Regions from separate parts of the Homo sapiens genome. Here region 2 is linked to region 1. Evidence: chromatin loops called from intact Hi-C (ENCODE). Cell type or tissue: endothelial cell of umbilical vein. All regions are shown on one strand. Links, peaks and the distances in the headings refer to the core of each region. The heading gives the core; the rest is flanking DNA.

Region 1 (16,523 bases), core at 2,784-10,783:
GTATTGATGCTATCTTCCATGTCAGAAACTCTTTCTTTTCGCATTTTTATAAATGCAAAATAGACCAAAGAATAGAAACATCATAAATACATCTTGAGATTTTTGGCTGCTAGCAGCATTATATCCATAGTCACAATTAATGTTCACATCAAACCTGTAAGGTTGATGCTTTTATTTTGTATTTTATCATAGTGGTAGTGGTGGGGAGAGAGACATTGCTAAGCCCAGGGTGGTTAGGGAACATACCCAAGGACACATAACTAGTAATTGAGAGAGCAACGTGCTTTCACCCTGCTCAAGTTACTTAATGAGTGTAGACTATGGATAAAGTGCAGACTGTAAGCTCTATTTCCAAATACAGAAAAAGGAAGTTAGGTGAAGAAGAATTAACGAAGCATTTGTAAATCGCTTCACCCAGTGCCTGGCACATGGTAAATTCTCAGTAAATGTTAGAAAGTATTATTATCCCAGTATAAACTCTTTGAGAACTTTCTTTCAGGGAGAATTTTAATGACCCATTATTTCTTACTAGTGAGATGTGAAGTTATTGACTTATCACTGCTGAGCTTGGCATGTTGAGCTCTGTTTCTGTTTATTAATGTGATGAGGTTACTTATGGGGAGGGAGGATCCCTGCTGTGTGGTGGCGGTAATTATCAGCATTGCTGTGTGGCTGTAGGAACCAATTGCTAGCAAGTGCTGTTTTTTTTCTTTTTTTTTTTTAAATCCCATTATATAATTTAACAATCATTTTGTTCCATAGTGAGAGGAAAAGAATTTAGCAGCCTTCAGCTGGAGCTGAATGGGAAAGCAAATTATAGAAATCACTGACAGTAGTGCCTGGCTAGAGTAGGATTGTTTCCTACTGAATATTTGAAAGTATGTTGTCCAATCTAATTTTGAAAGACTCGAGTCACTGGGCTTCCATTGCCTTCCTTGGGAGCTATAATTACATGGCCTAATAAAGCTCAGTGGTGGGACATTTTCCCCAGCTGATACAGGAGCAATGGATGTATTCACAGGAGGCCTGGTCAATGTACTTTTCAAAATGGGATTTAGAGAAGGGACACAAACATGTTTTGCTCACTCGGGAAAATATTCATTTCCTGCTATCAAAAGATGTTTCTTTGGTCCATCCTGCTGGCATTGAACCCTGATTTGCTATATAATGGGACTTTCTTTAACTTTGTATTGTGGAGAATCCTAAAAATACACAAAAATAGGCAGAACAGTATAATGAACACCTATGCACCCAAAACTAGCCCCAACAGCCTTTAATCAGTGGCCAGTTCCACCCCATCCACATGTCCATCTATGTTGCCCCTTCTAGTTATTTTGAAACAAAACATGTCATTTTTTAAAATTTTGGTAACATAAACATAAAATTTACCTAAATTTTAACTACTTTAGAATGTATAACTCATTATCATTAAATATAGTCACAATGTTATGCAACCATCATGAGTATCTAGTGCCAGAACATTTCCATCACCCCGAAAGAACACTGTGTACCCATTAAGTAGTCATTCCTGTTACCCCCTACACCCAGTCCCTGGCATCCACTAGTCTGCTTCTGTCTCTATGGATTGCCTATTTTGGATATTTCATGTAAATGGAATCATACAATATATGGCCTTTTTTGTCTGGCTTCTCTTTTTTTTTTTTTGAGACGGAGTCTGGCTCTGTCACCCAGGCTGGAGCACAGTGGTGCAATCTCGGCTCACTGCAAGCTCCGCCTCCTGGGTTCAAGCCATTCTCCTGCCTCAGTCTGGCTTCTCTTTTACTTAGCATAATGTTTTACGTGATTCATCCACATATCATGCATCAGTATTTCATTCCTTTCCATGGCTGAATAATATTTTATTGTATGGATATCCCACATTTTGTGTACCTGTTCTTCTGTTGATAGACATTTTGTTTTTTTCTGCTTTTTGTCTATTGTGAATAGTGCTACTTTGAACACTCATGTACAAGTTTTTGTTTGAACACCTGTTTTCAATTCTTTTGAGTATACTTCTAGAAGTGGAATTGCTGAGTCATGTGTCAATTCTGTGTGTAACTTATTGAGGAACCCATTAACTGTTCACCGCAGTAACTATACCATTTTACATTACCATTAGCAATGTATAGAGGTTCCAGTTTCCCCACATCCTCACCAATACTTGTGATTTTCTGCCTTTTTTCTTCTTAAATTAACATCCATCCTAGTAGATGTAAAGTGATATCTCATTGTGGTTTTGGTTTGTATTTTCCTAATGACTAATGACATCAAGCCTTTCTACATGTCATTGTTAGCCATTTGTATATCTTCTTTGGAGGAATGTCTATTCAAGTCCTTTGCCCATTTTTAAATTGGGTTGCTTGTCTTTCTGTTATTGAGTTGTAAGAGTTCTTTATATATTCTGGATAGTAGACCTTTATCAGATATATGATTTGCAAATACTTTTCCCATTCTGTGGGCTGTCTTTTCACAGTCTTGATAGTGTCCTTTCATTCACAAATGCTTATAATTTTGATAAAATTAATTTTTTCTTTTTTTTTTATTTTGGTGCTTGTGCATTTGTTGTCATATCTAAGAAGCCATTGCTAAATCTAAGGTCAAGGAGAGTTACCCCTATGGTTTCTCCTGAAAGTTTGATAGTGTTAGCTCTTATATTTAGGTCTTTGATCCATTTTGAGTTAATATTTTTGTATAGGGTGTGAGGTAAAGGTTTAACATCATTTTTTTGCATGTGAATATCCAGTTGTCTCAGCACTATTTGTAGAAGAAACTGTCATATAATTTTATCCATAAGTATTTCAGCATTTTTCTCTAAAAGATAAGAACTTCTTTTTACAAAACTACAGTACCATTATTACACTTTTAAAATACTGGCCAGGTGTGGTGGCTCAACGCCTGTAATCCCAACACTTTGGGAGGCCGAGGCGGGCGGATCACAAAGTCAGGAGATCGAGACCATCCCGGCTAACATGGTGAAACCCCGTGTCTACTAAAAATACAAAAAAATTAGCCGGGCGTGATGGCGGGTGCCTGTAGTCCCAGCTACTCGAGAGGCTGAGGCAGGAGAATGGTGTGAACCCAAGAGGTGGAGCTTGCAGTGAGCCGAGATCGCGCCAGCCTGGGTGACACAGTGAGACTCTGTCTCAAACAAAAAAAAAATTAACCAGATTTCTTGAGTATCATCAAATATCTAAGTCCGTATTCAGAATTGTAATTATCTCAAAATGTGTATATCTTTTTTTAAAAAAATTAATATCTAAATAAGGTGCACCCATTGCAATTTGTTGGTGTATCTAAGTGTTTTTAAATCTATAAGTTTTCTTTGCGTCTCTTTTTTTCTCCCTTGCAATTTATGTGTTGAAAAAACTCTTTGTCTTGACTAGTATCCTGGTCTAGATTTTGTTGATTGTATCCTCATGATGTTACATGTTCCTCAGTCCTCTGAATTTCCTGTAAATCAGTGGCTGGAGCTAGAGGCCTGATCAGGTTCAGATTTCTGTTTTTATTTTTGGCAGTACTACTTCCTAGGTAATATGCGTTCTTATACCAAAAGGCAAATTCTATTTACTTTTTTATTTATTTATTTTTTTCTATTTACTTTTTAAAATGTTAACAGTCATTGATGATCACTGCCTGAGTCTGCTAGCTTATTAGGAGGCACAAAATGGTGGCATTCTTCTACTATGTCTTCTTCATTTATTAGATGGAATACCTACTTTTTTATGAACAGAAACTTTCCCTCTTTTATTATTCAACTACCCAGTGGTAAGATTTGTATTAAAAAGGCAGTATAGACTCTTCAGTCTTTCCTTTTATTTGTCAGCTCTTAGTTAGTTTGTTATTTTTTTCTAACAGTGCCAGTCATATTCTTTGGGTGGTGGGGGATGACCTTGTTAAGGCATTTAATTAAGCACATTTAAAGTGTTTCTACACATTACAGCTATTATTCTTATCTATGCTCAGATTATCCCATCTTTCACCACTGGGAGTCTCTTGAAATTGAATCCTTTTTGACATGATTTTGTGGTCTTTGATAGTTTCTGGGCTATTACATATTGTAATTTCCCAACTTTTATCTGGTTGGAATGTAGTCTACTTGTGGCACTTCCCAAATTTCCCTATAAGCACTTATAGGTCTTGAAACTTCCTTGGCTTCTTGGAGAAGGTGGGAAGGTTTCCCTAGCCGTTGTGGAATCATAAGAAGACAAGTCAGAACAGGCTTTGGAAACTCACTCATGAAATGAGTTTCATGAGATTTTATTTAGTTTCTATTAGGTATACAAAGAAAAAGAAAATATAATTTCTGCCTGAAGATTTTGGAGCCTGATGAGGTATCTTTTAGGACCTGGAAACATAGTGCTGATATCAGGAATGTAGATTTGGACAAAGCCAAAGCCATCAATGTGGTTTTATTGTGGCTCCATTTTAGTTCTGTCTCTACTACTAAGTCAGGAATTGATTGCTAGTTATTCTGAATTCTTTTCATATAATTATAAAAAATATATAAGTACCTAATAAGGTGATCTTTGTTGAAGATATTTTTGAAGGTAAAAGTCTGGAAATGGATGTGTTTTTCTAAGCCTAGAAAATGCATGTAAAAGCACATAGATGGCTTTTTTCTCAAATGGTCTCTACATCCCCATTGAGTAAGGGTGATGTTTATTTTCTGCCTATTTTATAAGTTGCTAAGTAGTGTAATGAGTTTATATTTATAGAGTGCTTGGAGCTTTTGCATGAAAGGTGCTAAATTAGAGTTTATTGTTTATTGAATTTATTTGATGTGTCCAACCTCCTGGGAACATTCGCTGAAGTTAATTAAAAACAGATAGTTCCCACACTGACAGCTTACAGTGCCACTTACAAACCAGTAACATAAACAGTGTGCACTTTTGTAACCCTAAGTTGGGACACCTAGAGAACCACAGTTCTTTCTGATAGGGGAATAATCCTACTTTTATGTGAAAATTTGACTGCTGAGTTAAAACAGAGATATTCTCAATTTTGTCTGAGTCACCTACCTACTCCCATTAAAAAAAAATACTTAGAATATGGAGAGTTTCCTCAATTTTCAAATATAACTTACAGGTTGAAAAATTTAAAAATAATGTTTCCTTTATATCATTTTGGGAGTACATGAAGGTAAAAGCTTGTGTTTTATATATTGTTTTATGATAACTTTTTCTTTGCAGGAATGGCATTCCAAAGCAGCCAATTGCTTGTGCTTTCTTACCCCAACTTAATGGAAGCAGTGAAGCATCATTAAAATAATGGCTTGTTTGCTTCCTTTGCCAGTTGGTGATGGAGTTTTGTGGTGCTGGCTCTGTCACCGACCTGATCAAGAACACAAAAGGTAACACGTTGAAAGAGGAGTGGATTGCATACATCTGCAGGGAAATCTTACGGGTAGGTTACGAGTGGGGACTGGCCCACCTCCCAAAGTCTTCAAGCAACACATGATATCTTATGAGGGATTGAATTTTTTTCTGACTTTCTAGTGAAATTCATAAGCATATCAAAAACCCTTTAAAAGTTTATCCTATCAGTGGTGGTGGTGGTGGTAGTGGTAGTTTGGTGTGAAGGTCTGCTCTGATGGAAGTGAGCGCCATTCTGGAGATAGGCCATGAGCATATTTTCATTTAGGTTGACATTGGGTGATTTCTCTTAACAAGGGATTCATTTTCAATGCTGTTTCCAATTAGAAACCTGATTTTAGATCATAAAGACAGTGTTCCACTTAGGAAATGAATTATTTTATGAGATATTTTAATCACTCATTTAAGTTATCTGTTTGTGAAAGTTCACAATTAATATATTATCCCTAATGGTGTAATACCTTCCCACCATATAAAGTTTATAAGGATTGTGTGACTTTAGTCATTCCTATACATACAACCTAGTTTAACCGATTTTACCTTTAAAAAAAATCTTTGTGACCTAATCACTTAAACTAATCAAAATAGCTGAACAAGACTGCCTGTTTGCCCAGTTTTCCCACACATCCCCCAATCAGGAAATCTAGACAATAGTATCATATTTGCTGAGCTGAGTTCAGGAAGAAGAAAGTAACTGGGCATATTTTAGTTCATTCAGACTAGCTTAATCATCCCTTCCTACTAATATGGAGGTTATTATATGTCTACTGAGCATTCTTATTAAATCTTCCTGGCCATTGTTATTTATTTATAAGCTCTGCCTTCTTAATTTAAGGCAACAAAAGTTAAAACTTTTTTACTGTGTGTTCAAGATATGCCTTTGAGAGATAGATTGTATGCTTTGGGTGGATGGATGAAATGGATAGAAGTTAAAAAAGAAGGAAGGCATAAGAAGACGATGTCTGTTCATTAAATGCAAACCAAATTAGGCAAAAGGCAAATAGAAAATGGAATTTTAAAATTATAACATTGATGTGAATGACTTCTATCCTGAAAACTACAAAATATCACTGAGAAATATTAAAGAAGACCTTAATAAATGGAGGTGTACATTATTTCACAGATTACCCAATATTCTAAAGACATCATTTCTACCCAGTTTGATCCATGGTTTCATTGAACTTCCAATTAAAATTCCTATAGGTATATTTGTGGAAATTTATAAAGCTGATTTTCAAACATTATATAGAAATGCAAAGGGCCAAGAATAACCAAGGCAATCTTGAAGAAGAAGAGCAAAGCTGGAGAATTTATGCTACCAGTTATCAGGATTTATTATAAAGCTACTAATAAATTAAGACAGAGTAGTATTGTTACAAGATTAGACAATGGCCAAAGGAACAGAATCAAGGGTCCAGGAACAGACCCACATCATATGGATGATACCTGGTCTGTGTCAAAGGAAAGGGTTCTTTTATCAGTAAATAGTACTTGATCAATTGAATATCCATAAGAAAACATGAAACCTGACACCTGCTACATACCATATTCAAAAATTTATTCCAGCTGGGTTATAGATATAAATGGGAAAAATATAAAAATTAAAGCACTTAAGAAAAAACACATACATCCATGGCTTGGGATAGGCAAAAATATAAATTATATGTTTTGTGTTCTTAAACAGAACATAACACAAAATTTGAGGGGAAACAAGGAGGCCTGGCTGCTGATTTCCTTCACATCTGACGTTTATCTCTGTTTTGATGTGCCATTGTGCAAACTTACTTTGAATTTCTGACTTAAAATTTTGCTCATTCAGATAGAGCATAATGGATTATTTAGTCATCCTGACCACTCAGTGGCTGCCAAGAACCTGTCAGGTCTCTAGGGCTGGTTCTGCCCAATATGCCTTTCTGCACTGCTGGGGAACCCTACAGAGGATCAGTCATTTGATCTAATCTTCATGGTTCTAAAAGCAGCAGGGATGTTTCATCACATGAGCATCTCTCAATACCTTTCACACATTCTCAATGTGTGGAAACAATGGCTTTCCTCCTTTTTCCAGTATATTCTCCGAAATGATACCAGCATTTCAGACATGACTCACTGGAAGAGACATTTGATCACCCAAAGGTCTCTGGCCACAAGAGGTTTTGGAGGTGACCTCCATGCATTGTATGATCTCATTAAAAGAACTTTTGGCTCACTTCCATGCTCTGGTATCTGCTTTCAACCACTTCAGTAGTGAAAGAGGGAAAGGGATCTTCAGTCCCTCTCTTAAGGATTTATGGGGTACATAAATTTTGTGAAAACCACACATTTAAACCCCTGATGCCTACCCTGTGACAAACTGAACAGATAAGAAAGGCAATTTTTTAAGACCTAAACCAGTGCCTCAAACCCTTCTATAACATGGTTTATGTTTTCTGATATCTCTAAATGTATATGTGGGTCTTTTTGGACCTCTGTACTCTCATGCTGAATTTCTTTGACAAGAGAATTCAGATATCTAGGTTTGTTTCTTTTCCTGTCAACCTCATTTTTCATACCATGATTTTGTTGTTGTGGAGAAGATGAAAAGCACAAAAAATTAAAGGTAATAAAGAACACTCGGGGACCCGATACATTGAATTATCAGGTGTTAGCATAAAATAATTTGCTTTAAGACTCCATTTTTAGATTATTTTAGATTATAATTTATCTGAAAAATATATGACTACTTTAGAGTAAGTCTGTAGGTTAAAGAATTCACACCACAAAGAAGCCAAAAACAGAGTAATTCATGAAGAAATGGAACACAAACAGGTTTAGTTGTCACTGAATAATTCTCACATAATGAGCACAAAGTCACAAATAGCATAAACTAGCATAAACTAAAAATGACAGTGATGAATGCCAACAAAAGAAATAGAAACTGTATTCCTTTTTAAATGTAAGGCACAATGGGTAAAGCCAATGGGAAATTTCTTGGCTGGTCTGAGAAATATTTTACTTCGCTTAATTAAAATTGTATAACAAGGCCGGGTGCTGTGGCTCACACCTGGATTCCCAGCACTTTGGGAGGCCGAAGTGAATGGATCACCTGAGGTCAGGAGTTCAAGACCAGCCTGGCCAACATGGTGAAACCCTGTCTGTACTAAAATAAATTAGCCTGGCGTGGTGGCAGGCACCTGTAATCCCAGCTACTCTGGAGGCTGAGGCAGTCGCTTGAATCCAAGACACAGAGGTTGCAGTGAGCCCAGACCACGCCATTGCACTCCAGCCTGGGCGACAGAGTAAGGCTCTGTCTCAGTCAATCAATCATTCAATGAAATTGGATAACAGAATGTAAATTTTAACTTTTAAATTCAAATATCCTGCAGGGATTCAGTTAAATCAGGTTAGTTTTCTGTACAGAGACTGTGTAGATGGTTCTATTTTAAACTGTTTAAACTTCGCTTTTCACAGTAGTATTAACTGAAACTCATGTTCATGTTGGAACCGTATAATTACTTGTGTGGTTCCCTGATACCTGATAATCAGATCCAATATGCAAGCATTTCATTAAACACAGCACCATGCATTGCAAGGACTGCCTGGGTACTTTAATTTATATTGATGAATTGCCTACAGTTAGAAGAGCACTATGAGCACATGAAAGATGTGATTATAATTCTGAAAAGTATGTCTGGGTGAGTGTAAAGTTTTTGGATCCTTAACAGTCAAAATAATTTATTGGCATCTTGGCTTATGTTCCTATTAACCCTTCTTAACTCTCCATCACTCCAGGGGCTGAGTCACCTGCACCAGCATAAAGTGATTCATCGAGATATTAAAGGGCAAAATGTCTTGCTGACTGAAAATGCAGAAGTTAAACTAGGTAAGAGCAGAATCCTGTGAGCCTTGGAATTGCAGGAAGTGATGAGATTATATTAACAGCTCTAAAAAAATTAATGTTAATTTGTCACCGTGGATTTGGAGAGCATTGCCCTAAAAATGGAAAGGAAAATGTTTCTTTGCCTATTTTAAAAAATATTTTCTCAAGGCATTCTGAGGAATGAATTATATATAATGTGGGAACAGAACCACTTGCTTAATCAATATATAGAAATAATTGAGATTTTTTTGTTTCAGCAGAGATTAGAAGTGACAAACTTTGAAATGGCCTCCTATATCTTACAGTTTGTTTATACTGTTGCTGCTATAACAGAGCACTAGGACCCAATTTTTTTCCATTAAAATATACACAGGCATATTCAGAATAATCAATTCCTGCTATATTCCCATAGGTTTAAGTTATATTTACATTGATTTTGTTATTACCTTGGGCTCCCGTGCAAAGTGGATACTTAATATTCTACTTTAGGTGCATACTGATTACCCCCACTTCCATCAGTGGGAGAATCCTTCTCTTTGGCGTATCTGTTAGAGCTCTTTCCGCAACAAATCTGGGACTGCCCAAATAGAGAATTACCACATGCATTTGACTGCTTGATGTATATGAGTAAGAGCATGAATTGACAAATATCCAGTAGGATATGTAACTTGTCATCTAGAAAAGAATCGCTGTCCATATGATTGTATATTTTCAAAGAGATTTAAACATCTTCTATGTTTATATCCCAAACATTTGCTCTTCCTTTTTGTTGAAATATATGACTTCCATTTTTTTTCTTAGTTAACATTTGGGACCAAACTTTCTCACCTCATGAATATTCTCTTTTAAAAACAAAAGTATACATTATGTAGGCTAAGCAGTTATATATGTATCAACTAGATAAGCTATCCTGAGAGCATTCTTACTTCACTAATTAACAGTTACTTGTTGAGTATATATTATATGCCAGGCCCTGTACAAGACAATTTTCTATAGATTATCTCTCATAAACATCAGAGCAACTCTGTGTAGATGTCATCATCCTCATTTTACAGATTAGGAAACCGAAGCTCAGAGAGGTTGATCTACTAGCCCTAGGTCATACCACTAGTAGCGGCAGAAATGAGATACAAACTTAGGCAGTCTGACTCAGACTTTTGCTTTTAATCACTTGTCTTGTATCCCCAAAATACTACCCTTTCTGACAACCAAGCTTACTTTTTTTTAACACCTATTTTTGGTCCCTGTGAAGCCTTGGTGTAATCAAATGTAATTCTTTGTGCCTTCCTCATGGGTACACTTCATCCATTTCTCATGCAGTTTAAAAACATATTCACAATATAGAAAAGGTAGAAGCAACCCAGGTGCCCATCAACAGGTGAACAGATAAACAAAATGTGGTCCATACACACAATGGAATATTATTCAACCTTGAGAAGGAAGGAAATTCTAACACATGCTGCAACGTGGATGAACCTTGATGATATTATGCTAACTGAAATAAGCCAGTCACAAAAAGACAAATACTGTATGATTCCACTTATACAAGGTAGTGAGAATAGTCAAATTTATAGAGATGGAAAGTAGAATAATTGCCAGGGGTTGGGGCAAGGGGGAATTGGGAGCTATTGTTTAATAGGTACAAAGTTTCAGCTGGGGAAGATGAGAAATTCTGGAGATGGACAGTGGTGAAGGTTGCACAACAGTGTGGATGTGCTTAGTGCCCCAGAAATGTACATTTGAAAATGGTCAAAATTGTACACTTTATGTTACTTATGTTTTACCACAATAAAATAATTCACATTCATTTTATCGCTATCTAAAACCTATGATCACAGACTTTATTTACTTGTCTTTTCTTAAATAGTGGACTTTGGAGTCAGTGCTCAGCTTGATCGAACAGTGGGCAGGAGGAATACTTTCATTGGAACTCCCTACTGGATGGCACCAGAAGTTATTGCCTGTGATGAAAACCCAGATGCCACATATGATTTCAAGGTATGGCTTCTTTGTCGTGTTTCAAAACTATGCCTACCATCTTATCCTGAGTCTTATAAAGTCTTACATGCCCTTATATTTATGATTTATGTCACCCAAAGGGAGAACTGAAAAACATTATTTGAGTTTAAGACCTGTAAGACATTCAAGTGAGGATCTTTTTAATGAATTCACCCATCTTATCTGATGGCCTGTTTGTAAAAAATAAAAAAATAAATAAAAAGTTTAAATCATTTTCTATATTTTTTTAAATTTACTCTTGCTTCTTATTATTGGAAAATAGATTGGATTTCCATTTTGGTTATGGTTTAGATTTTTGGAAGAGTATATATTCTGATAGCTTTTTACGTTAAACTAAGATGTGAGTTTGTTGTCTTGGGTCATCTTTTTCTGATTGAGAATAATCTGACTTACTTCTACAATGCTCGAAGTATAATTATCTGGGGTTTCTTTTTCATGAGAGGGAATCAGATGGAATATTGGTGACTACTTTATGGTATTTCTGTCGTGTGGCCTGATGTTTCATAGAAATTTGATTTGTGACTTGTTACTTTATATTATAAACTAGAAATTTGCTAATACATTCAAAGCTGTGTTCAAATAGATTTCTCCAAGAAGCCCTTCTCTTTTCTATTCTGCTAGCCAATAACCAAACATAATTTTGCATTATTGCCCCTCAGGTTTATTGTCTGGACTTTCAGGTGACACGGCTTTCTAATGAATGGTGACTGAAAGTCAAGGCAATAAAATTAGGGGCAATGGGATCTAGGAACTGTGTGTGGGTTTCCAGGCTGTGCATTAGGTAGAGAGACACCCTGTGGTCTTTGTGTACATTACAGGACAACTTGGGCAAAACTTGATCTGCTTGGGCTGGTTTCAGAGGTGCATGGACTTTTCACCAAAACACTTTAATGATCCTCTGTAAATACTCTTATCTAACAGATGAAGAAACTGAGGCCGAGGTCTGCAGGTGCTCACCGGGTTAGCAATCCTCTCAGAGTTAGCACTTGAATGCAGGTCTCCAAACTTTCTGTTCAGAGCCCTTTCCAATATATTACCTTGCTCCTCTGTAATGTACTTCCATATAAATCTCCAATTTATCAATTGAACAGTATATTTGAAGAATATTTCACTTTTAAGGAATATTTTTAGTTCTCGACATGTGGGGTTATTATTGAAATCAGGTCTCAAAGATGCAAACATTGCAGCGTTTTTGAGGCCCCGTATCTCAGTGTTGACAGAAAATTTGCCTCTTTTGGGAATTGCAAGCTTGAAGGTCTGAAAACCTAATAATCTCCCATAAATTTCCTCCTTCCTTCAAAGTTAGTCACTGTAATAACCTGACAACAATCTGTCTGAAAACAGCTGCCAAGTTAAAAATTAATCTCCTGCCAAAATGTCATTTTTTTAAACTGCTAATGATAAGCATATTTAAATAATTCTGTTTGCAAATCCCTTCAGAGAAGCCACTACAAAATATACATCCCAGGCCAGATATGGGTATCATGATTAGCTACAAGCAATTCTTCAAACCATAGTTATACCTAACAAGTGCTAACTAGTCTACATCTGGGCCACAGATATTCTAGATTACTATGTAACATAGCATGGGGAAACAGCGTTTGCAGCTCTTACAACCTCAGCTTAATCTTTTAAGTATTGTGACTGACTGCACTATATATGGGACTTTTGTTATGTAAATAAAGTGGGTGCCTACAACTGACTTGTTTTCAGTAGGGTATCTAGAAGAGGCTTTCCTTCTGGCCAAGCCAAAGCTTGGAATTAAACTGATATTTTGGTCCTCTTTCCTCAGATTATGGCTAAGGAGTATAGTTTAAGATCACTGTAAATGGTGTGAGACCAGTGCATAACTCTAGGTATGGGCAAATCCTGTTGTATGAGTAGCCACAGAGGTCGTCATGCTGCACAGTGATTTCAGAGGTACTGGAAGGCTCACCTGGCTATAAAAGTATCCTGAGACATTAAAAAGATTGAAGATGAATGTCTGTGTGTTTTTTTAAAAAATAAAGAATCCTGATAGAATAGGTTCAATGGTGTCAGTCATTTAGACCTTAGTGCAAATTAGTTTAACAGGATTGTCAGGAATGTAGGTTGTGCAAGAGGAGGAAAAAGTCATGGCAGGGATATGAGCTTCACTGGTTATATGCCATGGGTAAAAAGAGGAGGATGACAAAAGAATGAATAAGGAAGACTTTTCTACAGAGGACTTTATAATATTGAATTATTTTAGGTTTTTAAAAAAATTCATAGTGGTCTTCAAAGACATCTTAGACAAATCAAATAGTAAATAATAAATAACAAAACCAAGCCATACCCTGTTGGGGTATAGTGGAAGGTTTGGGGATTCTTTGCAGATTTATTTAATCCACTTATACAGTTTTACTGTGGGCCAGAGAAGATGCTGATCTTTAAATAACCTTACTACTTCTTTCTTGGCACCATATATCATCCCCTTTTCTGTTCAGTATCCTTAGGAATGTAACCTGTCACCAGGGGACAACTTGACAATATGCTGACTTTCAAAATCATTTATTCATTCACTCAGTGCATATTTATAGACTATCCATTGTGTATAAGGAGTTAGTCAAGCTGTATCTGTACATGCAGTTTCTGATAGAAGGTTCATTTGAGACCCCATCAAAGCCCGAGGATTTCACTGTGTGTTTGGTGGTCCACTTGGCCCAGTGGTGTATCCCAGCCCCAGAAGCTTGATGTCAACACTTTGGGCCCTCATGTGCTATAGCCACTTTCAGCCGAGAGTGTGTATTTAGAATAAAGGATGACTTGGCCACCGGACTTTATTAGATTTCTTACCACAAAAGTCCTTTCTGTAAAATAAAGACAAGAAGAAAAAGAAAAAGAGTATAGCTTAGTTTTGTTATTTGATTTATTGTTTATCAATTATTTTTTGATGTGTCTAAGATGTCTTTAAAGACCACTATAACTTTTTACAAAACCTAAAGTAACTCAACGTATAAGGTCTTCTGTAGCTTTTTATTGCAGAGTCTGGTTTTGTGTGATATCTACTGGGCACAGTAAGTAACTCACTGAAAATAGACCCTCTCCTAAGGAGGAGTGCCAGAATCTCATTTGCCGGGTGTGCTGGCTTTCCCCTGGAGGCCCTTCCTTTCTTGTTTTCAGAAATTCTGTCAAAACACTTCAAGTGAAAGGAAAGGTTTCATTTCCCTGATAAGTATGTGGGGCAATAATGAAAGCTTTCCCGTTTAATAATAAGCATTCAAAAGATTTGAAATTAATAAAACTGTTCAAAATGCCTAGGCTGTTTAAATTGTTATTTTTTTAACCTACTTTGAATTTCATTTTGGTTGGATGGGATCTGCTAAGCATTTTATAGTCCTGTGTATTTATTACTTTAACAGAACCACCCACTAAGAAATTTCTGTGGCTGAATGCCACAGTATAGTACACATAATGTAGTCTTATTCACCCCTCCCACCCCATAGACACACACACACACACACACACACACACACACACACACGGGAAATCTATAAAGAACCTGGAAAAACTTAATAGTATTTACTTTTGAATAGGGCATGTGGATGGAAAACTTACAATTTTTATTTTCTATATCTTTCTGTCCTGTTATGTTTTTTGCCATAAACAGGCCTTGCTCTTATATGAAGCCAATGAAGTAAGAGATGCACAGTGAAATGGCTTACCCCCTTATCCCACTCCCCACCAGATTCCTGTCCTCAGGCCTGATCTGTGCCAATGTTGTTTATTATTTGCCTAAACTCTGTTTATGAGACTTTCATATGGGTGCTGCAGATTATTTGCAGACATGGGTGTCTCCTCCAGCGTTTGGGTGAATATTGTGCTCTGGTTGTAGAGAAAAAGTACTCTTTTCCCCTGTGTCACAGATAATTGGCATTATTCAGGCAGGGTGGAAATACTTCTTCTAAGTAAGAGTTTCAGTTGGAAATGAAGTGAGCAACCTAACTAGTGGTAGAGTTTCCGCCGTGCAGGGTGTCACCTGAGAGGACAATATTCAGATTGCAGAATGATGCATTTACACTCTCAAACAAGTCGTGGCCTCTGTCTACTGAGATTCAAACAAAGGTCCTTCCCTATTCGATCAGAAGGAAGATGACCCAGATAGCATGTTAGTGTCACCAACAGGAAACTGAAACTCCTATTCAACATATTTCTGTGGCTCTCTGTTCACACCCACCTATAAAGGATTCCTTAGTGAAACGCAGCCAGTACCTCCTCCACGCAACATGCTGATACCCAGGGGAAGAGAGTGAGCTATTCTAATATTTTCCCTTTGGTCACATAACAAGTGAAAATGGACAAAAAACTAAAGATTTCTGTCCTCAGTTTGTTTTATGTGTGAAATGGGATTATTAATAACTATCTCCACTTCAGTGACCCTAACTCACCACCTAAGTTCTGTATCTAGATAACATAATATATAAATATATAACATAATTAATAAGAGTCAGTCCTTTGAAGTCAGACAGGACCAGTTTAGACTTTGCCTCCTATTTGCAAATTAACTCAGGGGAGTTATTTAACTTTTTGTAAACCTGCATAAAATGGGAATAATAAATTGTTTATTCGGAGGTTATAATAGAATAAAGTGAGAATATATATAAAGGGATTAATACAGTGTCCACCACTTGGTAAGTACTCAATATATAGTACTTAGTATATATATTATAGATAGTTTTGTGTTTATGTTATCATATGGAAGTATTGCTATTTGGGGCCTTTTTTTTTTTTTTTTTTTTTTAAGACGGAGTCTACCTCTTGTCACCTAGACTGGAATGCAGTGGCACGATCTCGGCTCACTGCAACCTCTGCCTCCTGGGTTCAAGCGATTCTCCTGCCTCAGCCTCCTGAGTAGCTGGGATTACAGGCGCCCGCCACCACGCCCAGTGAATTTTTGTGTTTTTAGTAGAGACAGGGTTTCACTGTGTTGGCCAGGCTGGTCTTGATCTCCTGACCTCGTGATCTGCCCACCTTGGCCTCCCAAAGTGCTGGGATTACAAGCGTGAGCCACTGGACCCGGTGGGGGCCATTTTTTACCCCTAAAAGGCAACAGTTTCATACGGTTCAACCTCATATTTGTGTTACACACCTCTGTCTGCTTACGTTGAGCCAGAATCTGCTTCTCTATAACTTTTACCACTCAATTAAGATGTTGTCCCTAGGGACCATACACACAATGCATCAATTTCTTTTTCCCACCTGGAACATTTCAAAAGAATAAACTAGTCACAAATAAGTTACCCAACAAAAGACGATTT
Region 2 (16,523 bases), core at 4,846-12,845, 160 kb before region 1:
CGGGCGCGGTGGCTCACGCCTGTAATCCCAGCACTTTGGGAGGCTGAGGTGGGCAGATCACCTGAGGTCAGGGGTTCAAGACCAGCCTGACCAACGTGGAGAAACCCTGTCTCTACTAAAAATACAAAATTAGCTGGGCGTGGTGGCACATGCCTGTAATCCCAGCTACTCAGAAGGCTGACGCAGGAAAATCACTTGAACGAGGGAGGCAGAGGTTCTGGTGAGCTGAGATCGCACCATTGCACTCCAGCTTGGGCAAGTAGAGCGAAACTCTGTCTCAAAAAAAAAAAAAAAAAAAAAAAAAAAAAAAAAAAAAAGAATGTAGTCCTTTTGTGTAGTCCTTTTGATATTTGAAGAAAATTTCTCCGTTCTTCCTCCAAACATATACTTACATCTCCTGTTGTCCAGGCAATGTAGCCTCAGTTGCTTGATTCATTCTTATGGCATAGAGCTGAGGCCCTTCATTATCCCCACGAACTATTCTGTCACTAAAAGTCGTGTTTTATGCTTGTAAATAGTTTTATATTCCATAAAACCTTTTGAATATATTATTTAATTTCTATATTAGAATGAGCACCTTGTTCTCACTTCAGGGTCTTTAAAGTCATAGTTCCCTCTACTTAGAACACTTTCCCCCAGCCCTCTCATGGCTGGCTCCTTCTCCTTCAGGTCTCAGCTCAAATGTTACCTTCTCAAGGAAGCCACTTTTCATCCCTGTGTCTATTACAGCTAGCCACTGCCTCTGCTTCCCTCTGCCATAGACTTTCTTTATTACATTAACCTGCTTTATTGTTTTTATGGTATTGCCACTCTCTGAATTATCTTACTTCCTTGTTTATGTCTGTATTTAGCAATTTAAATACATAAGTCAAGGGAAAATTAAGTCAGAGACCTAGTCTGTCTAGGCCATCACTATCCCTAGTCTGGCACACAGTAAATGTTGACACTTCTGGGGCCCAGAATTGAGCTATGTTTTCCTTGATAATTCTTTCTATATTTGTTCCCAGTTTTAAATTTTTTTTAGCATTTTCATAAAATGTTAATCTTTGTACTTTAGAAAAATATATTTGCACAAAAGCAATAAACAAAATCCTCTACCTATTTTTTTTTTTTTATAATGGGATGGGGATGTGGATCTTATGTTTAATGAATTACCAGTAGTCTGCAGAAGCAAGACTATGCTAGAAATTTACAAAATGAGGCAAAGCAATTTTCTGGGGTCTGGTCTCCTGGCAGAGGTCCTCAAACTTTAGTATGTAAAATGAATATTTGGGAAAGGATTTAAAATGTAGATTTCCCGGCTCCAACTTCTGAAATTTTGATTCAGTGGGTCTGGGGTATCCTCTTTGAACATTTAATAAGTATAAATGCTCATTCTGTTGTTCAAGGTCCTGGGACCGCACCTCCAGAAACTGCAAAAATGATTGTATGTTATCCTGTTATAGGTCACTTGAGTGAATGCTAATCCTATACTTTTTGTAATCATTTATTTTAGGATTTCCATGCTGACTCAAACTTACATAAACTGAGAAAAGCAAAAATCAAAGATCTTGCCCTGAGATGTGATACCCGCCTGTTTTGGCTTATTCAAAGATTTGACTTTCAGTGTTTTTATTTGATATGCTTATGATTACAGTTTAAAGCTGAATAATTTAACTCAAGACCTGAGAATCAATATTGTCAAAACTGACCTTATATAGCAAAATCTTGGCCTGTTGGGTGGAGATTTTCTCAAATCTGTATATCACGATCTCTTCATTAACCTTCTGTTAAAATAAGATAAAACATTTCAATAGCAAGTTTATTAATAGTTTATTTATGGAGGTGATTCTATAACATTATCCTGGATGCACTGTAGCTTTTCATAGCCTGCTGCAATGAATCATGTATTATACTATTCACTTATTGTTTGGCAAGGAGTGAGTATGGGAGAATGGTGTGTTTTATAGATAATAGTGGCGTTTGTTTTTTAATCAAGAATTTCTAACATAAAGAATACATTCTTTCACATTTGTTGAGTGCCCATGAAAAAAGCCCTGTGCTTTGTATGGGAATAATGCAGAGCTAACTGAGGAGGTTCCTACTCTTAAGAAGTGCGTAATCAGATTATCTAATTAGGACTGAGTGTTCACTGTGCACCAGAGGTTTTTATGTATATTGTCTCAGTTATTCCTCATGGTGGTTATGGTCTCATTTTACTGGGGAGGAAGAACATTTATTAAATCACATTATCACTGTAAGGCAGGGTTTCTCAGCCTCAGCACTCCTGAGATATGGGGCTGGATAATTCTTTGTTGTGGGGGCTGTACTGTGCATTGCAAGATATATAGCAGCCTCCCTGGCCTCATCCAACTACAAAGCAGCAGCACCCCTAAGTTGTGACAGCTGAAAATGTCTCCAGTTTTTCCTGTGTCTTCTGTGGGGGTAAAACCACTGCTCTAAAAATCACACAGAATGGCAAAACTCTTAACATTGAGGTGCAAGTGGGGATGGTGAGAGTGTAGACTATTTAGGAATTAATGCTGTCCAGGCAGAGTGGGGACCTGAATGGGCACAAGATGTGGGTTTGGAAAAAGCTTAGAGGCTTTGGCATTTCCACTGTATCTGGGAGTGTAATTGAGCATTTTTATAAGTGGAAAGAGTATAATGAAAAGGACTTTGGAGCAGGACTGCCTGAGCTGGATTCCTAGTCTGGTTTTGCTCTGTTCCAGTCATGTGAAGATAATCAACTTACCCTGTGAGCCTGGATTTCTTTATCTTTTATTAATAGTACAGATTAGAGCTGTTAATGAAAACTCAAGTATAAAACATTAATATGTGGAAGCATTCAGCTCAGTGCCTGACACATAGTAGGCACTCAATAACCTTTTCCTCTTCCCAAACACATGTGCCAGTTCTTCCCATGGTCTTGCTTTCATAGAACATTTTATGACCTAAAAGAAACATTCATAGAGGAATGAAGTTAGAAACACATGTCTTTGTGCTCCACATTCTACATTTGATTTATTGGTTTTTATGTATGCTTAGAATGGCATTATTTGTATTAAATATTAGGATGGTGCAAAAATAATTGTGGTTTTTGCCATTAAAAGTAATGGCAAAAACGACAATACTTTTGCACCAACCTAATACCAGTATTACTTTTAATGGCAAAAACAGCAGTAACTTTTGTGCCAACCTAATACAATTCTTACATTGTATTTGGTGATATAATTGCCACTTGGATATTATATTTGGTCTTTAGTGCTTAAAAAAGCCAATGTCTCAATAATGTGTAAAGAGAAGATAGGTTAATAGAGGAAACAGGAATCAGTTGCAGCACTGTGGAACTTTGGTGGGGTGAAAATGGTTTCTGAATAATTTTATATTTCACAAGTTTTGGAGGAGAAGCAACAGTATTTCTTCTTCAGGTAGCATAAGGTCTCAGGAGAGAGTCTTTATTGTGAGATTAGTGAAGGGGTGTGGAGCAGCAAGAACCTCATTTAGATATTGAGGACCCGTTGTATGGTTTTGGTTCTACCCTTAACTTGCCTTAGCTTTGAGCTTGCCATAGATCTATTTGGAACTTCAGTTGTTCTCATCTGTAAAATTAGAATATAAAGAAACAGTTTTCATGATATAACCCATGAAGCTATCGTGAGGTTGAAATCAATTAATGACTATGAAAGTATTTTGTTAAATATAAATTCCTATGTACATGTAAGGTTTGATTACTGCTATTGTCATTTATTACAATAGGAGGTGGCAGATTCCTGTTATCTTGGGGTCTGGGGAAGTTTATTCCTATGTTGTTATTTCTCTTCTTCATCCTCAGGCTTTATTATCTGTTCTTAAAGTGTAGTTTTGCTAGAATTAAAGGTAACAATTTTACTTCCATTCTCCAATAAGTAGGAGAATCATTCACCTTTGAAATATGTTGGCTTGATGAATTTTTCATCCTCATAGATCCCCAAGTTGTTTGCATCTAATTTGTCTGAAGACCATGCCACCTTGTGCTATGATCTGTTGAGTATAATGAATTAGATGGTTGTCATGTGAACATGGAGGGAAGACCTTCGTGGGTGCCTGTGTGCTAGATGCCATATGGGTGGGTCGATTGCTCTACTAGGTAGTTGAACCTGTAGAGTTGCTACCAAAACTTGATACAGGGACTGTGTGGGATTTCTTATTGCTACTAGTGGTTCGCAGCCTTCACTTTTTATAGAAATCATCTGGATAATTTTGCAAAACTATAGATAATTGGGCCTTTCTTTAAAAATTTGATTTTGGTTTGTCTGATGTTGGGCTGGGGAAGGTTTTATTCCAGACCTTCCCAGATGCTTGCAATGCACAGCCAGGATAGAGAGCTGCTGGGCTGAGGCTGTCTGTAGTGTAAGTGCTCTTTTGGGTATCTTTGTCTTTGGAGATGAGTCTACCCCTTTTAGCTCTATCTTGGGGTTTTGTTTACCTTTGTTTATTTATTCAGTGTCAGCCTTCATAAGTATCTAACAACTGCCTGGCATTGCCATCAGGGCATGGTTTATAGATAAACATGTGGCATGGTCCTTGCCCTCCAAGGGTTTGAAGTCTCTGGGTGGAGAGACATGAAAATAGATCACTTCAATGTTGTATTCCATGCACCACAGCAAGAGTATACAGAGCAGAGCCAAATCTGTGGGGGCTGTGGGAAGACCAGGAAAGCCTTCATATAAAGGTGACTCTTGAGTGGAGTCTTAAAAGATGAATAGATGTATGTGGAAGGGGAATTAAGTAGGTACTCTAGGGAGAGGTAGTGTTACCAAAGGCTTGACTGCTTTTGATGGCCTGGGCCAGGGTCAATAACCTGAGGTGAAGTAGGGCTGGGAAGCCTTTAAGACAGACATGGACAGATGGCTCTTCTGGCCTTGAGTCTTGGCCTTGAGACTCATTAGCTGTGTGAGCTTAAGCAAGTCATTTAGCTTTTCTGGGCCTTGGTTTCATGTATAACGAAGAGGTCTGGCTAGAGGGTCTCCAGAGTTCCTTCTAGATATGACATCCTTTAATTCTAAGTAGAGCACTAGTCTGGATAACCTCCACAAGTTGCTTCCATGAATCCACTTACAGCCTGTGCTTTTCCAACTGCAAAACTGTTACAGCAATACTCTAAACCATTAGCAAAATGATTTATACGGAATGCCTAACATTATTAAGGTACCCATGTGGCCTGGTGGCATTGCTTGGTGTAGTTGATGTGTTGAAGGATGTAGACACATGCACATTTTATACCATTCTCTCATTAATTCAGAGCCGCAAGGTTTTAGCAGGTTCTCACTGCCTCAGTGAATGATGATACAAAATTTCTAATAGTGATGAAAAGAGGATGAGATTTTCTGTTAGGGATGGACATGGATTGGCACTCGTGTGCTCAATTTTGATTTGAAGTATTTAGAATGCTTTAGTCCAAAATACTTTCATTCCACCTCATATTGTATCAATGAGTTGCCAAATAACTTGATGCACAACCCCCTCATGACTTGTAGTTTTTAGATCTCATAACACCCTTAATGACTTCGTGATTATAAGGCACTTTCAAGTAATTAAACCATCAATAGTTACTATTCTGGGTTATTTGTAACCTGTAAAATGAAACCCCGCCAGGATTACAGGCACAGAATTTAGGGCTCTTCACGGTTTTTAACTATTTTGTACATGGGAAACATTTGAGACTCTTTAATAAAAAGAATAACCAATTAACTGTGGTATTGAGATTGTATTTCTTATCTCTGTAGTTTAACCTTAAGTATAATTTCATTAAATCTGCTTGGATATTTTGCATATGCAAAAAGAAATATCTGCTGTTCGGCAAGCAAATATATGCTTACTACTACATAGGAGCGTTGTTGGTGGTGAGGGTCTAGAATGGGGTCATTACAACCTCTGCTGCTGGGTGCAGTGGCCTCTGATATTGCTTCGGATCTTGGTCCTGTTGCTCACTTTGCAAGGAGAAGCACAGAACTACTGTGTCCATTTTGTTCCTCTCTACAACAAAGGCAGACAAGTGTAGCAGCTGGTTACACAATTTTTCTAGATAAATTACAAAATGTCTGTTACAACAATCATGATAATAATAACCATATCATCTTTGTGGACAGCAGGGAAGAGTTAGGAACTCCATATGTGAAGAACTCAGTCTCCTTTAAGGAGAAGGTGACTTCTTGTTTTAGAAAACTTGCCCGTTACTGTTTAACATCTTCGAGTTGATACTTCGAGTATGGCTTGAGAAATTCAGTTTTGATCTGTGCATCACATTCAGGGAGGTGGTATGAGGCTCCTAGCTGAATTTATCTTACTGGAAATCTTTTTAGTGGTACCTCTTTCTCTTATCGTAGAACGTACATACAGTAATTACCCCCTTAGCCATTTTAAGTGAGCATACAATTCAGCAGCATTAAGTACATTCACATTGTTGTGCAACCTTCACCACTACCCATCTCCAGAACTTTTTCATCATCCTCAACTGAAACCCTGAACCAGTTAAATATTAACTCCCCATACCCTACTATCCCTCACTCCACCCCATGCCCTGATCTCTGTTTAAAAAAATACTGTTAGTAAACTTAAAACTTAATTATAGAGGTGGTGGTTTCCTGGGTCATGTCCTGCAACACTGGATCTGCAACAAGCTTGAAATGGGTCTGCATGTCTGTCTGTCCTTACGTTGGCGTTCCTCCAAGGTACCTCACCAACAGCCCACTTTATTATCTGCAGGTGACTGACCGCCCCACAACTGCAGGGCTGCATCTTGTTCTAGGAAGCTGAAACCAGCTGAAGCCCTTGATTTTTCTACCCTGTTTATATCTAAATAAAACGATCCTTCTCAGGTAGAAGTCCACAAAAAATACGCAAGCATTTTGTATGAATCCTAAAAGAATATTGTGTATGTTTTCTGATATGGTTTGGCTGTCTCCCTACCCAAATCTCACCTTGAATTGTAATAATCCCCGGTCAAGGGTGGGGCCAGGTGTAGATGATTGAATCCTGGGGGCAGTTTCCCTCATACTGTTCTCGTGTAGTGAATAACTCTCAAGAGACCTGATGGTTTTATAAAGGGGAGTTGCCCTACACAAGCATTCTTGTCTGCACCATGTAAGATGTGACTTCGCTCCTCATTCACTTCCGGCCATGACTGTGAGGCTTCCCCGGCCATGTGGAACTGTGAGTCAATTAAACCTCTTTCCTTTATAAATTACTCAGTCTCAGGTATGTCTTTATTAGCAGTGCAAAAACAGACTAATACATTTTCTATATTAAAATGTCTGGGCTGTGGTTATTTTTATTACAATTTTACAAATGAGATTTCTCTTTACCTTAAATGTATCAACTATTTTTTAAAGCAGCAAAACATTTTTCCCCCACAGGAAACTCCAGTATTTGACACAATAGCAGGATGTTCTGGGAGGATAGTTAGGATCTACCTCATGGAGCCGTCCCTTTGCCGACACAACACTCCCCGATGCACCTCTACCTCCCTCCACAGAGTAGCCCCACACTTGGAGCTCCAGGGAGCACAGTTCTACATCCCCAGTCACAGGTTCCTATGACATGACCTCTGCCTCCCCCTCCAGCCTCATCTACGGCCCATCCTGATTCCCACTGTGTCCATCTATGGTAGCACATTGCGGGGCATTCGTGCACACTGCACACGGTGTCTGTTTATCCGTGCTGTGCCCTTCCTCACCCCCTGTTGGCTAGCAACCATACTATATCCTTAACACTTGGTTCAGGCAGCACCTGCCCAATGGGGTTTGATGGTTTTCCCTGCCTCTTCTCTCCGTACTCTGACCTGTTTGTAATCCTCTGTCTGGCTGTCTCCTATTCCAAACTGAGTCAGGGACATTACCTTACTGTTTCTCTAGTACCAATACAGAGTAGGTAGTTATAAATATGTACCAAAAAAAAAAAAAAAAAAGTACAGAGGCTGAGGCAGATGGATCACCTGAGGTCAGGAGTTTGAGACCAGCCTGGCCAAAATGGCAAAACCCCGTCTCTGCTAAAAATACAAAAACTAGCTGAGTGTGGTGGTCTGGGCCTGTAATCCCAGCTACTCGGGAGGCTGAGGCAGAAGAATCACTTGAACCTGGGAGATGGAGGTTGCAATGAGCTGAGATCATGCCACTGCACACTCCAGCCTGGGCCACAAAGGGAGACTCCATCTCAAAAAAAAAAAAAAATTCTGCTGAGTTTGGAATGCCCTAACTCAGTGAGATATGTTTAGGTTTGCTTCATCTCAACTGTTTGAGTATATAAATTAAGGAGACTGACACAAAATATAATATTTAGTAGCCAACAGCAGTTTGATACCTGATAAGTAAAAACAGTGTCCGCCTACCATCTAATATGACAGAAGAGAATAGGACAAAGAAAAAAATTGTTTTCCCTTCTTTTTAAAACTGGCTTTATGATTCTAAGGCTGTTTTTGTGGCTAAGCACAAAGAACCACAGCTCATCTGAACTTTTAAATAGCCCATTGCACACTTTTGATATCAGAGATGGGTTTTTGGAGGTTGTTTTCCATCTTCTACCATGTCTTTGGGACTGTAGAGTTAAACGTTGACATCACTGATATCAATCATAAAACATAAAACAATGGTTTTGAAACCTTCATATTCATTATTTCATTTGACCTTCACAGTAACCCCATAAGTTAGATAGAAGAGGTATGATTAACCTTGTCTTAAAGGAGAGAAATTTAGGTCTGAGAGTTTATAAATGTCTTCCCTTGAAGCCCCCAGGTAAGTAGTAGAGCATGACTCCTGATCGAGTCGCCTAAATTATCTTACCTCCACTCAGAAGTTTCCCAGGAGGAAATTTGTGTATAACATCTCCTTAAATGTTTGGCAAAGATTGGTTTTGCCCTGCCCTTCCATTGCATGTTTAGAATATTTTAAGTAGATTCTTGATAAGTCTGAATTTATACTATAGAGCAGCGATGCCATAGCCTGTTTCAATATATAGTGCTTCTCATCTTTATAGCAAAAATACTAAAAGGTGATTCATGGCTTGGTGATTACTCATTGATTTCTTAGTAAATGGGGACACTGTGTTTTTGTACAACAAACACAATTGTGTTTTCCCAGAAAGATAAGAAGTGGATTCTTTTCCACCTACAAAAAAGGAAGCGGCATACCTTGGGCTACTTACATTTTACAATATAAAATACATCTGTGTTGATTATTTAAGGGAGTTGGTTGCCTCGTTTCTCAGAAAGGAGGAAGAAATTTCTAGACTTCTTAAAAAATCAGCTCCAATAGCCAGGTGCATTATGATTTTTTTTTCCCCCCAGAAAAACTCTATATTCAGACTGGAGCTTGATAAATGTTTGTTGAAATGAATTGAATTGATTTATTCGCTCAGCTTCAGTTGTGTGATTTTGTGAGCAAATGGATGAATCTTACTGCTCTGGAGACCACGCAAATATTTGCCAGGTGTATAATTTGTACTTTTCCTCTATTCCAAGCAGGGGGAAGGCCAGTTACCTGTTACCTGGTGTGGCATTGTAGCAAGTTGCTTACTCTTTGCTTTTATATTTCCTCCTTTACAGGGATGCCTAGGTTTGTGTGTTTGGGGTTGAGGGTGGGGAGAGACAATGAAATAGAGGATGGAAAGAAAGAATTTCTGGGTATTGTAGAGGAGGATGACCTGGCTACAATACCGAGATGTAATCTCTTGGATAATTTGCATGACTGCAAGTTAGGAATACCTGTGACTCTCTATTTCCGTTTCCATTAAGGATCACATTATTCACTTTTTTCCTTACAGGTTTTAGTTATATAACATCAGTAACCCAGGAATGCTAGAGATGCCTCTATCAGATACTTTCATGACAAGTTTTAGCCAGAGTTATCTCATTCTTTCTCTTTGTCAAAATAGTGAAAGTTAGTGAAAACAGGACAGTGTGTCCTCTTCTTTGGGTGGAGGCAAAGCTGATTTTATATTCTCTTCAAAAGAGTTGCAAATTAGGCAGATTCTGATTTCTCCCCAGCTAACACTTCTGGTGATTTCAGCTGGAGAAAATGAATGTTTTGTGGCCTAAATGTTTAGTACATTTTGTTCTACCATTTTGTACCCACTTGTGAACTTATGAAGAGACACTTCAAATACTTCAGAACTTCAAAACCTTTCCATTCCCTCAAGAAACCTATCACAGAAGCCAATCACCAAAGCCTCCCTCCTGCTCCATATGAATATGCCCCTCTGAGAGTGCTTCAGGGAGGAGGTGCCTGAAGCCAAGCCCTCTGAGGCAACCCCAGCTTTCATGGTCTGCTGTAGGATGGGGAAATGGGATGAGCAGATGATTAATACGGAGCCATGGCTGCTCTGTCCTTGGGGTTCCAGTTTATCTGTTGCTCAGAACAAGATTTGCTTGAATAAGACGAATGCCTACGGTTAATCAGCTGAGTAAATAGTCATAAATTAAGATGTGACCAAGAATCCAGTGTTCACAGGGGATGGGGGAAAATACAAGACAGAAAAGACAAAAACAAAAAAAAGTCTGCTAACAGAACCCAAAACAGAATAGCAACATTGAAAACAGAACGCTCTTTGAGTATTGTTTTCTAGTCTAGAAGCATAGGAGATTTATGGCTACCTGATTAAGTTGATGAGTAATACTATGGTCAGATGTGCTCTTTGAAATTTGGCCTAAGTACTATGCATCATGGTGTTACCTCTCTCTGAAATCTATATATTTGTGAATAGCTAAAAGTAAGATAGGTATTGACAATGTTTTCTTTCACAGCCCAATCACTACTTAAATTATTTCTCCCTCAGCAGTCTTAATCTACATTCTCAGTGTTGAAGAAACTCCTTAGTCTGTGCAACAGTCTCTAGGGAGTATCTTTGCATTTCTAACAATCAACTCTGGAGATTAATTGGGATTATGAGGCCCATTTGCTCATAATCATAAGATTTCAGTGTCTGACTCAGGATCTTGTTTCTCAGGAAGCCCAAGGGTAAGGACACAGAGAACTCCTAGGCTTTAGTCTTGTGTCAGCCGAGTCCTGCTACAAGCTGCCCTTTTGGCCCTCCGAGGTCCTGGAGGTTTTCTTTTGAAATTTCCTTGAGGAACACGGCTCAGGTAGTGGACCAGCTCAGGTGCTCTAATTTCAGTGTGAGTCTGTGGGCAGTTGCACTCAACTACTTCTCCGTGGCTGGTGTCTGTTTCCAAAGTAAATACAGGGGAGAAAATCCCCTTTTTACAATCAGCAATTTGGGTTAGAGCAGAAGCAGTGAAAGTGCCTAATGCTGAAAATTAGTTTTTTAAAACAAGGATAGCTATACAAAGGTGTGTAAATCTACATATATATTACATATATATAATGAATTTGGTGTTTGTGCTGAGTTCTATGCTTTACTGGGAGTGAGTTTCTAAATTGTTATCAGTTCAAGAAAATTTTTTTTTCTTGGTAGCGCAGTGTCACCCTAAGACATGAATGTGGTCTTAAGGGCTGATTTTGCTAGAATAATGGCACTTTATACTAACATACACCTTTTGGGGGCATTTGGAGGGTAGAGGATATCTACAAAAAATTCTCCAGAATAAACATTTTAAGAAATCATAGATATTAACTCTGAAGAAGTACCAGGACCACAATCATTACTGCCTACTATTACTAAGAGAAGAAAAAATAAGTTAACTTTTTAACTCAGCTTGGATGAAGGCTGGGCATCCAAAATAAAAACTTTGATTTGTAGGCAAAACACCCATGTGGAAGGTCACATTGCAGAAGAATATTGCTGTCTTCCTAGACTTGAACCTCAGAGGTTAAGATGAGTTCAGAACTCTTGATAGTTTAAGAGCCATCTCTTTATTTTTTTTAATCCTGAGTCATCTCTTGTAGTCAGGTGTTTCATAGATTTAGTATGTGCTTTGGTTGGCAGTTCTTGTCTTTACTTGTTAATGTGTCTCTTTAAAAGCTCAAGGACCGACCTTGTTCTGTGCACAGTAAAAGTAGCAATAGTATGTAATCCCGTATGTATAGTATATGTATAGAGTAACTATGCCCATTATAGGAAAGGCTCGGTAGCAGGCTTCCGCAACATCATAAAGTAAGCACTTACTGCTTAGTATCCCTGCTTTACAGATGAAAAGTCTAAACCTTGCAAAATTTAACTTACCCTAGGTCACACTGACAGTAAGTGGCACAACCTGGAGTTGAACCCACAACCTTTTGACACCAGTGATTGAAACAGATATAATTCATTGGCATAATGAAAGCATGGTGGGGTCGACTGCTCAGTGCAAGAGTTCAGTCATCTAACCTTTAATTTAAAATTTTCTGGTTTAACTGAAGACTACTATTTCTAGTTCTTAGGATCCTTGTAAAGTAGAGCAGCCACCTTTAGTGTTGTTTACATGCTTTGTTTCTCATATCTGACCATTCTAAAAAGGTAGAAAAGAATTATTCTGCTCACAAATGACCTAGTAATTCTGCCAATATGTTGAAATAAATGTTTTTTAAATTATCCTATTTAGGAGGAGAGGTGACTTTAAGGTAGAAACCCAGCCAAAATATGTTGCTATTCTAGAAGGTTCTTTGGCTTGGGTCAATCAAATAACTTTGATGTTACTTTTGCATTTCTGAATACATTAAAGCCTCATTAGTTTTCAGAGAGGAGACTTGGGCAAAACTTGACCTTTTAAAGTACCTTAGAAGGAGGCGTTTACCAAGCAATTTAAGAGTATAAACAGGAGTTTAAGAAGTTTGTTGAAAGCTTCTGTCCTTAAGTACCCTTGGGTATCTTAAGACTGTTTATTCTTGTTGATATGCTAATCACAAGTCATTCTTCAGTATTAAAGCATTTCCTCCAAGGAATTAATACTTTCACTTAAATAGGGTTCCTGCATGTACTTGGTTCATTAAACTGTACTGTAAAGTAGTTCCTTATTTACATAGTGATACCAACCCTTGCATCCCAAATACACTGAGTTGGAGAGGCTTTGCAGAGTATTAAACACATTTATGTCAAACATTCGCCATTTTGGAAAATCTGAAATTATCAGTTGCTTATTCTTTGGATAAATAACACAAAAGAACATGTGGCTAAGTCACAAAGGGGATGCCTTTAAAGTTATGTATGGAATAATGGTCTCCCTCCATACTTGGGGTGTGGTAGCCTTGTGGAATCCAAAGGCTTAAAAGGTGAATAGATTTTTCTGAGGATTGTCTGGAGTTTTTAATGCCACATGAAGATATGGAAAATTTTATGGATCACCCTGGATGAGAACCCAGGATGAACCTTTCAAAAAATCAAACACTTCTCTTTGAAGCCCAATTTTGCATTTGTGTATGAACTAGACCCTTGATACTCCAGGTGTGGCCTGCTGTCCAGCAGCATGATCAGCACCTCCTGGGAGATTGTTGGAAATGCAGAATCTCAGGCCTTTCCAAACCCACTGAAGCAGAATCTGCTTTTTAACGAGACTCCCAGGTGATTTATATGCCCATTTAACTTTGGGAAGCATGAGATTAGGCCATCTCCTTGGTCCTGAGGACTAGAGATAGCTTGATTAGTGGAATGCCTTTCCTTGGCATAAATCCAGGGTTCAGGATGGGCAGGGTGCCTGAAATGCACCATTTAACTTTTGTGTTGAATGGTTCTCCTGGGAACTGAGAGGGCTCAGGCAGGGCCTTTTTGCCCAGTGTGGTTGGTTTGTCATATCCCACAGAGATGAATCACACATTTGGATAAGTGAAGAGGAGAAGGGAGATCTCAATTCTGGCAGTAACCAGGTTACATGATGCAGAGTCTGTAATACTTAGGTGGAGGGTACATGAAGATTTGCAACATTTGGCTACTACTATGAATTGGAAATTTTCCTCCCAACTCTTACAAATGCAATGATAGCCCTGAAACTCTGTCCTTCAAGATATTTTGGAACTTTCTCTGGTGCTGTTATTTCATATTAAAATGAGAAAAAGAACAAGAACATGAGAATAAATGAATTCTTTTCCTCTCAAAAACAACATCCAATCAAAATACCTAATGAAAAATGAAGATGACACATAATGCAATTTTTGTATGAATAGTTCTTTTGATTAATTATATAGAAGATCTAAGATGACCTTCTTTCAATGGTTGAGAGATCTGTCAAGTGTTTTTACAGTGATAGGATAGAGAATAGTCACTCAGACACACATATACACACCTCCTATATCTGCATGCATTCATACACACACACACACACATATATACATATATATATATATTTTCTCTATGGTTGTTGGGGAAAGTAAATAACATAGTTTGCATGAAGAATACATAGGGCAGCCCAGCCATGGTGGCTCAGGCCTGTAATCCTAGCGCTTTGGGAGGCCGAGGTGGGTGAATTGCCTGAGCTCAGGAGTTCGAGACCAGCCTGAGCAACATAGTGAAACGTCATCTCTACTAAAAATACAAAAATTAGCCAGGTGTAGAGGCACGTGCCTGTAGTCCCAGCTACTTGGGAGGCTGAGGCACGCGAATAGCTTGAACCCAGGAAGTGGAGGTTAAGAAAAAAGAATATATGAGACAGATTAAAGTGTCCAGCAAGTGTTATTATTATGGGAAGCAGCAGGTTAAAAGCATAAAGTTTGGGGTTGTATCCCTTGGGACCAGAATCTTGGCTCTACCACTTATTGGTAGACCTAGGCTTCATTGCTTAACCTCTTTGTGCTTTGGTTTTCTCTTCTGAAATTTAGGAATAATAGTACCTAGCTCATAAGGATTAAATGAGATAATACATGAAATGGCATTTAGAAGAATTTTAGGTATACAGTGAGTACTCAAAAAAGTTAGTTTTTATGTATGCAGTATACTCTGTTATCTGAAATTCAGTTACAGGATTGAGTTTCTTTGGGCATTTTTTTTTTTTTTTTTTTTTTTAGCAACAGAGCTTTAAACTTGTTATATGGAAATCTTTCACTTCCTCTTCCTCTTAATTGCAGTAGTTAATTTTCCTCATGCTAATTGGATTTCAACAGGGAGAAGAATTAACAGAAAATATTTGAATGTGGCATTATCAGATGTAGTCATCTAATATCTTCAAATGTCATAGAGAGCTTTTTCATTCTGGGTGTTGAGATTAGTTGTAAAGAGCTCTAGAAACACCTCAGAATCCTGGATCAAACAGCCTGGTTCCTAATCTAGATTCAGATTCAACAAATACGGATTGGCTACCAGGTTTGTTCTTGGCTACCAGCTTTGTTCCAGGAACTGTTCTGGAACAAATACAGAGGTTAAGACCATAGGTTTGGATCTAAGCAGATCTGAGTTCAAATTTTGATTCTGCTTATTAGCTGCAATATTTTGTGTAAATATTGTGTAAGGACAATGGTATAGACAATATTGGCAGAGGCAAAAGAACTAATTAAGAATCTCATTCACCCTCCTCAAAAACATTTGCTATAATGTTGTATTTTATGTCTTGTTTGTTCTGTAATTCTTCTATATGTTCATTGAAAAATATATAGAATATTTTCCTTTGGGTAGCCCATCTTCTAGCTCCCTGGGAAAGATTTCATTGGCCACTAAAAACAACTTAAGATCTTGCTTTGGGAGTAGATAAGTTCATTCACTCAGATTTAACAATTTTAAGACATACAAAAAAAGCCCTCGAATACTACTTTTAGAAGATCCTGGATACCATTGGCTGCTGCTTATTCCACAATGAATGTATGCTCGGTGTAACTAGAATACGCAAGAATGGATAGCTTTCAAATATTAGTGGGGAAAATATCCTTTACATCAAAACATGACTGAAATGGAATGGATTACAGGAATGTTGGAAATACTGGGCTAAAACATTATTCTGACTTTCCATCATCCTGTTTTGACAGGACCCTAGACAGGCAGTTTTGGGGAAATGTGTCAAATTTGTGTTGAGCTAGAATAAACAATCTAATTGTGTGACACTGCCTCTTGGGAATCAGGAGTCAGCTTCTTCCTCACCCTGAAGTGATTAGTTTATGCCCTGGAGCTGTCTGACCCTTGTAAAATTATCCCAGCTGGTAGGACTGCAGTGGCTGATCTCATTTTTCTGTGAATGTCTTATTCTTGTGGGAATCTTTATCAATCATCTGCCTCTCTTTGTACAATACAAGAGTTATTGTAGGATTGTTTCATGGGCTAGTAAAAGGAGGTGCTTTGTACCAACCAACAAATATTTCTTGCTCTCTTGCCAGTGTGAACCACTAATTCTGAAAAATATGATATGTGATTTAAAATATAAATAAGCACTCAGACCACTATCCAAAATTTCTAATTTTCCCAGTAGATTGGTGGTGGAAGTTCTGGTCATGTTTTACTGTTTTTCTTGAGAGATGAAGGTAGTTGATGATCTATATGGAAACTTTTTTGGGTGTTATAGCTGAGAGTCTGAATCCTAGTATTTCTAGGATTCTAGGATATCACTAGTTTTCAGCCATTCAGCAATACCAACCTCTTTTTTTTTTTCCAAGTTCATCCTAGAACTTGCAGTCTTTTTGCTTAATATTTTTCATTAAAGTATTTTATTTACTTAAATT

Evidence for each region. Hi-C counts contacts between places; a loop is a spot of excess contacts. Peaks named below come from ENCODE experiments on the same cell type or tissue, not always from the same donor. Only the 100,000 strongest peaks of a DNase experiment are listed, where the experiment ranks them.
Region 2: a loop joins it to region 1, with 7 times the contacts of the local background. A loop is called at or near these places in 5 of 110 quality-filtered maps.

The regions. Positions count from the first base shown.
Region 1 is chr3:171,183,405-171,199,927 of GRCh38, reverse strand. It overlaps TNIK (TRAF2 and NCK interacting kinase), which reads left to right. Exons shown (of 33, transcript NM_015028.4): 5 at 5,293-5,403; 6 at 9,141-9,231; 7 at 11,096-11,226. Among named protein-coding and RNA genes, the nearest start is that of MIR569, 85 kb to the right of the region's middle. RefSeq lists enhancers at 10,189-10,238, 12,648-13,175. In endothelial cell of umbilical vein, for the core only: a CTCF peak has its summit at 4,010; DNase peaks (open chromatin) are centred at 6,017, 7,477 and 9,157; H3K27ac peaks cover 4,489 bases.
Region 2 is chr3:171,348,956-171,365,478 of GRCh38, reverse strand. The region is part of intron 2 of TNIK (TRAF2 and NCK interacting kinase); the gene reads left to right. Among named protein-coding and RNA genes, the nearest start is that of TNIK, 100 kb to the left of the region's middle. In endothelial cell of umbilical vein, for the core only: no CTCF peak of the experiment used is centred there; a DNase peak (open chromatin) is centred at 9,018; H3K27ac peaks cover 3,028 bases.